2 separate regions of the Homo sapiens genome follow, and region 1 is linked to region 2. A link is a loop called in an ENCODE intact Hi-C map of the cell type or tissue named here. Cell type or tissue: heart right ventricle. All regions are shown on one strand.

Evidence for each region. A loop is a pair of places that touch in the nucleus more often than their neighbours do. Peaks named below come from ENCODE experiments on the same cell type or tissue, not always from the same donor. Only the 100,000 strongest peaks of a DNase experiment are listed, where the experiment ranks them.
Region 1: it touches region 2 in a loop (2.2-fold over the local background); 24 of 110 quality-filtered maps call a loop at or near these places.

What each region holds. Positions count from the first base shown.
Region 1 is chr15:63,749,933-63,753,932 of GRCh38, reverse strand. HERC1 (HECT and RLD domain containing E3 ubiquitin protein ligase family member 1) reads left to right here. Exons shown (of 78, transcript NM_003922.4): 8 at 848-975. Among named protein-coding and RNA genes, the nearest start is that of HERC1, 82 kb to the left of the region's middle. In heart right ventricle, a CTCF peak has its summit at 1,650; no DNase peak of the experiment used is centred here.
Region 2 is chr15:63,824,750-63,828,749 of GRCh38, reverse strand. All of the region lies in intron 1 of HERC1 (HECT and RLD domain containing E3 ubiquitin protein ligase family member 1), which reads left to right. Among named protein-coding and RNA genes, the nearest start is that of HERC1, 7.2 kb to the left of the region's middle. In heart right ventricle, a CTCF peak has its summit at 2,036 (motif pointing left); no DNase peak of the experiment used is centred here; H3K27ac peaks cover 639 bases.

The sequences.
Region 1 (4,000 bases), 75 kb after region 2:
CAAAGTGCTTGTATTACAGGCATGAACCTCCGTGCCCGGCATGAGTATCTTTTTTATATCAACAAGCATGACTCTACATCATTCTTTTAAATGGCTTGAAGTGTTCTTTTATTTGATGGTGGCACAATTTATAAAACCAGTTTCTTATTGTTGAGTATCTAGATGGTTTCAATTTTTTTCAGTATTAACAACACAATGAATGACTAAATCTATGTCTACTTTAATTAGTCACTCCTACTAGCAGTGTGAATGCTTACTTCCCCATAGTCTTCAACAACAGCATGTATTAAATTTAATTAAATAATTTCAATAGTGAAAATGGTATCATTTAATTTATACTTTTTTTTATTCCTGGTGTGGTTGGATTTGTAGATGATTGGCCATTTGTTTTTCTTCTTTAATGATTTGTCCAGTTTTCAATTTCATGAGCTATTGATTTTTTAAAAAGTTTATGAAAAATTATATGCATATACATTCTTTTTTAAAGTTTATGAAAAATTATACGCATATAGTACCTGTATATTTTGTCAGCAAATTTGAAGTTAGAAATATAGCCATTAAAGGGGGAGAAAGACAGAAAAATAATTGTCTATGTTTCTTTTAAAGTGATTTTAAATTGCTTGATTTTAATTGCTTGAAATTAAGATATAAAAGGCTATCAGTGGTTGTTAACTTTCTTGTAATAAAAATGCTCGTTTGTTAACATCCTCAGCTATCAGAAACATAGCTTTTCATATCTGCCAGGTTAGTGATGGAAACATTAGAGCTCCTTATCAACTTTAGTAGTGTTAAAAAGAGTAGAGGTTCTTTAAAACAAGTAAATTGTTTAATGTGTTTGTTTTTATAGGTAAACTTGGTCATGGTGATACCAACAGAGTGTATAAACCTAAAGTTATTGAAGCTTTACAAGGAATGTTCATTCGCAAAGTTTGTGCTGGGAGCCAGTCTTCACTTGCTTTGACATCAACAGGGCAGGTAGGACTAAGGGATGAGTATAAAAGACTTAGAGTATTTCAGAGGATTAGGTGACTAAAAAGTAATACTTGTATTTAAATTTTAAAGTTCAAATAAATACATTTTTAGGCAACATGCTAAAATGAAATATCTTCTTCTGTTTGAAGTAGAGTATCTGAGAAGGAACCAGGTTTTCTAACCTGGCATATGTGACCCAGATAAATCTTAGTGGAGCCTCTGTTCTTTGTATTAAACTGACTTTCTAAAATGTTTTAGCATTTAGCTTCCCTTAAACCTTTTCTAAAACATTATGGATAGTCGGGGAAAGCTGAACTAGATCTTGATGGAGCCAGTGATATGAACTAAGAAGGCAAGAGGGTGATCAAAAAGGAGGGTAAAGAGAACACTTAGGTATGGAAAATATTCTGAGAGAGTTAGGTGTTTCTGAGAAACAGTGTGAAGTCAAGCTTAGGATAGTCAGAATTTTATGAGCCTTTATAAAGGCTCATAAGCTTTGTACTTTTATAGCTTATAAGCTTCGAACTTTTACATGCGTATTTTCACTCTTACCCTATTTGTTTGTTGAGGATAGGGAGGAGCCAGGTATAATTATAGACTGACAATATTTGTCCCTGTGTATCCATCAGTTATGGCAGTAAAAAAGTGAGCTGGCCACTTATTCTGTCATGTATAGGAGGCCACCTTGTGTCAGGCAGTGGTATAAAAGTGTTTTATGACTAATTGACAAGGCAGAGGAGCAGAAAAGCTGAAATCAGCATATAATTTGATTATTCACTGAGAAACTAGAATGCCTTGTGTTCTAAAAATCTTCAAGCTATTCATCATTACATTAGCTAGTTGCTGCCTTAAGAATATCTCTTCTACGTGTTTCTCACTATGGTTTTTGTAGTAAGAATCCATGAATTGAAGTTAGAAGATGCTTATGTATTTGATGTATACACACAGGCAAATAACAGACACCCCTTGAGCATCATGTGCTTCTTTTTTTATGAAGGAGTAATAATTTCTGCTTTGCATACAAGTGATCACATAAGATAATCATTAGAATTGAGAGTTTCTATAGATTATCCAATACTATTCAACTATTAGTTGGTAGTGGTAGTAATAATAGTAATAATAATAATAAATCCATTACATTGAATTCCAAGAGAACTTGTAAACTGTTTGCTGTATAGAATAGTTGTATTATGAGTACCTTAAGTTATATGAAATCAAATATATATGCGTGAAAAAAATAAAGTCAGAAATACTTTTAATGGGTAAGAATAGTTTTCTTTACCATTAAACTTGAGCATGAAATAATGATCAACATTTGCTTTTCCCTCAGTCTGTCTCAGCACTTTCAGGCCTCTTCTGTACTGACTTCCCACCATACTATATAGTATGGTCCAGTCTCTAAAGGCAAGCCAAGTATTTCTCATCTGGTGCTCAACCGAAGGAACGCTGCAAGAGAAAACTCTATGTAGGCCTTACTGAGTGACAGTATTACAGTGATGTGTCACTTAATGGGATATGTTCTGAGAAATGTGTTATTAGGCCATTTTGTTATTGTGAGAACATTGTAGAGAGTACCACACAAACCTAGATGGTGTAGCCTACTACGCTCCTAGACTATATGGTATAGCCTATTGCTCCTAGGTTACAAACCTGTACTGCATGTTACTGTACTGAATACCTTCAGAAATTGTAATATAATGGTAAGTATGTATCTAAACATATCTAAACATAGAAAAGTTACAGTAAAAATACTGGCATCAAAACTCCGTTAGATCTTAAGGGACCACTGTTGTATAATGTGGTCTGCTATTGACCGAATGGTGCATGAGTGTATATGATACCTCATGAGTGATTTAGGAAATCTTCTGTGATGATTTTGAGTATACATTATTTCACTGTCGTTATCTTTAGTTCCTAACATCTCCTAAAATATGCCTTATGTACTGGAATCTTGTTGCATTCTATACTTAAGTAAGTTATCTGGAAACAAGTACAAATATATGTTCTCATTTTATTTTATTTTGAACTCAGGGTCTCACTCTTTTGCTCAGGCTGGAGTACAGTGGCACAAACATGGCTCACTGCAGCCTTGACCTACCTCCTGGGCTCAAGAGATCTTCCCCATCCCAGCTCCCGAGTAGCTGGGACCACAGGCCTGTGCCACAATGCTTGACCAATTTTTTTAAATTTTTGTGGAGATCGGGTCTTGCCACATTGTCCAGGCTGGTATTGAACTCCTGAGCTTGGGTGATCCTCCTGCCATAGCCTCCCAACGTGCTGGGATTACAGGCTTAAGCCACTACATCCGGACAGTGCTCTTTATTTTTAATTGAAGTGGTTTAATCTCTCAGCAGCAGTCTTTCCTAAAATAATTGCAAGACAAAAACAAATTCTCAAATTTGATGGCATGAAGATAAGAATCTATATAATCTTACCAAAATCTATTGAAGATAAAGAAAAAAAATCATTCAGATTGCTGATTGTTTTGATTTTGTTGATTTTGGGTTGCCAAATTGTCAGTCAGTCACCTATTTGTCTTGCCAAAGACAAAATTTTTTTTTCCCACCTAACCCTTTCCCCAAGCATCTTAAATCAGTTAGTGATTCTTTTGGTATTCATTAGTCAAAAATGAAGATGTTTAAGGGGAACTACCTTGTTACTGCTTCACATGGCCCTCTTTGTAAGTGATAATTATTGCAATAATGAGGTGAGGTATTTCTAAAACTAAATAATAAACATCAGTTTTGTGATTTATATAATCCATTTTATATGATAATACCTTGTTCTAATCTTAAATCTCACCGGAATAGTGAGAAACACATAAAGGAGAAGTTTTAAGATGGTATTTTCAAAGCTGGTGAGATGGGGCAAATATAACAAATTGCAAGCCGATTAGTGGTTTAGCAGACCCTCTCAGAAGACCTTTCTGTTTTTTCTATGACCAGTTATTTTTATTTTCAGATCAGCTGTTTTTCTGCCTATACAGTGAATGCCTAAAGGCAGCATGATAAATCGCTGTAACAATCTT
Region 2 (4,000 bases):
GGTTCCCTCCAACCCTAGTTGATTTTAATTATTATTATTTTTTGGCATATGAAACATTATAGTTACTAAACACTGCTTCTACTAAACACTACTGTATAAAAAGGTGTACTGGGCTGGGTGCGGTGGCTCATGCCTGTAATCCCAGCACTTTGGGAGGCCGAGGAGGGCGGATCACCTGAGGTTGGGAGTTTGAGACCAGCCTGGCCAACATGGAGAAACCCCATCTCTACTAAAAATACAAAATTAGCTTGGTGTGGTGGCGCTTGCCTGTAATCCCAGCTACCCAAGAGTCTGAGGCAGGAGAATCACTTGAACCTGGGAGGCGGAGGTTGCGGTATGCCAAGATCACGCCATTGCACTGCAGCCTGGGCAACAAGAGCAAAACTTTGTCTTAAAAAAAAAAAAGGAAAAAAGTTGTACTGAAAAGTGTCACTCTCTCCTTGTTTTTACTATCTCATTTCCATCCCTCCATCTTTGTTTCTACCTCTTGCCCATGCCCTGTGGGTACATAGTCTCTTTAGTTTCTGGTTTGTCCCTTCCTTTATTTCTGTTACACAAATGAAAATATATGTGGGTGTTCTCTTATATTCCTTTTCTTCTGATACAGTTACTTATTGCCATACAATTCACATACCATACAACTCACCCTTTTAAAGTGTACAATTCAGTGGTTTCTAGTATATTCACAAGATGGTGCAACCATCACAACTATCTAATTCCGGAACACTTTCATCACCCCCAAAAGAAACTGTGTATCCATTAGCAGTCACTTCCCAGGTCCGCTTCCCAGTCTACTTTCTGTCTGTGTGTGTTTGCCTATTCTGGATGTTTTGTGTTAATGGATCATATAATATGTGGCGTTTTGTGCCTGGCTTCTTTCACTTAGCATAATTTTGTCAAGGTTCATCCATGTTGTAGCATGTATCAGTACTTCATTCCTTTTGATAACTGAATGTTATTCCGTTATGTGAATATACTACATTTTGTTCATGCGTCAGTTGAGGTACATTTGGTTTTCTACTTCTTAGCTGTTATGAATAATGCTGTTTTGTACATTCATGTACAATTTTTTGTGTGGACATATATTTTTAATTCTCATGGGTATATATACCTAGGAGTGGAATTGCTGGGTCATATGATTACTGTATGTTTAACTTTTTGAGCAACTGCCAGATTGTTTTCCTGTTCCCTTCTTTTTTATGTGGAGAGTATACTATACTCTTTTGCACTTTTTTTCACTCAATAGTATATCCTGGAAATGACTCCAAATCAGGTCATTCTTTTGAAGAGATATTCCTTTCATTTTCTTCGGTCTTTTTTTTTTTTAAGACACAGTCTCACTCTGTTGCTCAGGCTGGAGTGCAGTGGTACAATCATGGCTCAAACTGTGGCCTTAATCCCCTGGGCTTAAGCGATCCTCCTTCATCAGCCACCCAAGTAGCTGGGACTACAAGTGTGCACCGCTATACCTGGCTAATTTGTTGATTTTTTGAGATGGGGTTTTGTCATGTTGCCCAGGCTGGTCTCGAATTCCTGGGCTCAAGTGATCCTCTCACACTGGCCTTCCAAAGTGTTGGGATTATAGGCGTGAGCCACTGCACCCAGCCTATTCTTTTTTACAGCTGTGACTTGACTGTGTAGATGTTTCTTAACCTCTTCAACCATTCATCTATGTATGGGCATTTAGGTTGTTTCTTATGTAAATAGCCTTGCGCGTAGTATTTTGGTATCGTTAGAACCGTATCTTCAAGGTAGATTTCTGTAAGTGTGATTGCTGGTTCAAAAGTTAAGTGCACATGTAGTTTTGTTAGATATTCCCAAATTCCAGATTTTCCTCCACAAGTATACCAATTTGCATTCTCACCAGTAATGTGTGAAAGCACCAACAGAATACGTTGTCATACTTTATATATATATATATATATATATATATATTTTTTTTTTTTTTTTTTTTTTTTTTTTTTTACCAGAGATAAGTGATTAAAAGAATAGTAGTCATTCGGGTGACCCCTTGTGGATGAGTGCTTAATGCTTGCAGATGGTTGGTTCTTATAGCTTGAAAATGAAATACATTGTCCACTAATACTGCATTCATACATGTAGCTTATTATGTGCAGGTAAAGTCCATTAGTTCTGGCCTAGTCAGGATTGTTCATTTTAACATTTTGCATTTAATGGAAGTGCTACATTGATTCATAGTACCTGTGCTCTAAAATACTTTTGGGGTTTAACAGAGGATAACTGAAATTCTAAGAATATTTCTTAGGCTAGAATATGTGATATGGTAGTTACTGGTTCACATTGTACATAGTTATTTTGAACGGTATATACAGTACGTATTGATACCCATGGTATGGTAGTTATTTGGACCAGTAATGGCAGTATCTTGGAACCTGTCATAGTTCCATAAGGAAGAAGGGCAGTCGTAATGAAAATTAAACCGCGAGTTTAAAGTTCTGGGTTAGGGCAATCCTATTAGATTTTAGCGGTGCCAAAAAACCAAGACAACATGAAGAAATCCCCATCTTTTAGGGTAACAAGTGCTGCCCAGCAACACTGGAAATTTAGGTTCATTCCCAGAAAGAGTGCTGCTCCAGGTGCTTGGAACACATTAATTGAAAATCAAAGATTCTGGCACTTGATGAGTTTATATTCCATTCGTTTTCTTTTTAAGAAATTATTATTTGGCCGGGCGTGGTGGCTCACACCTGTTAGTTCCAGCACTTTGGGAGGCTGAGGTGGGTGGATCACCTGAGGTCAGGAGTTTGAGACCAGCCTGGCCAACATGGTGAAACCCCGTCTCTACTAAAAAAACAAAAATTAACTGAGCATGGTGGCGGGTGCCTGTAATCCCAGCTACTCGGGAGGCTGAGGCAGGAGAATCACTTGAACCCAGGAGGTGGAGGTTGCAGTGAGCTGAGACCCACCGCTATACTCAGCCTGGGGGACAAGAACGAGACTCCATCTCAAAAAAAAAAAAATTATTATTTTTCTTTTTTTTCGTGGTTTTCTAATGAACTGATGTTCCCAGGAAAATAGATGCTGAGTGCTGATTGTGAATGGAACCAGTAAAGGCCTGGGATAGTCTTAAAGTACAATCACCTTTGCTGCTATAAAAACTTCAAATAATACTTCATTTTACTGATTACAAAATAAGCCCACAAAAGTCACAGGATGGTAACATATTGTTCACCAGTCTCTTCTCTCTCATTTTATTTGTTTATTTCAGGCTTACTTACTTATTTATTGTATAAATTTAATGTGTACACATGATGTTTTGATATACATAGTGAAATGATTGCTGTATGTAAGCAATTTAAGATACCCATCATCTCACATAGTTACTTTTTTTGTATGTGCTAGGAACATTTAAAATCTACTTTTAGAAAATTTCTGGTATATAATATGCTAATATTAATTATATTGCTCTTGCTAACTTTATTTATTTTTTGAGACAGAGTCTTGCTCTGTCACCTAGGCTGGGGTGCAATGGCATGATCTGCGTTCACTGTAACCTCCACCTTGGGTTCAGGTGATTCTCATGCCTTAGCCATTGGAGTAGCTGGGTGTGTGCTGCCACACCTGGCTAATTTTTTGTATTTTTGAGGAGATGGGGTTTTGCCAAGTTGGCCAGACTGCTCTCGAACTCCCGGCCTCAAGTGATCTCCCTGCCTCGGCCTCCCACAGTGCTGGGATTGATTACAGGCATTAGCCACCGTGCCCAGCCCTCATGCTATATTTTAGATCTCTAGATTTATTCATCCTACATAACTGCAACTTTGTTCCCTTGACCTGCATCTCCCCTACTCTCCTAGCCACTGTTCTAGTCTCTGTTTCTATGTATTTGACTTTTTTTTTTTTAAGATTCCACATATAGAAGAGATCATTTAGTGTTTTTTTTTTTTCCTACGTCTGACTTGTGTCACTTAAGACAGTGTCCTCCAGTTTCATTTGTTTTGTTGTAAATGGCAGGATCTCCTTTTTGAAAGCTGAATACTAT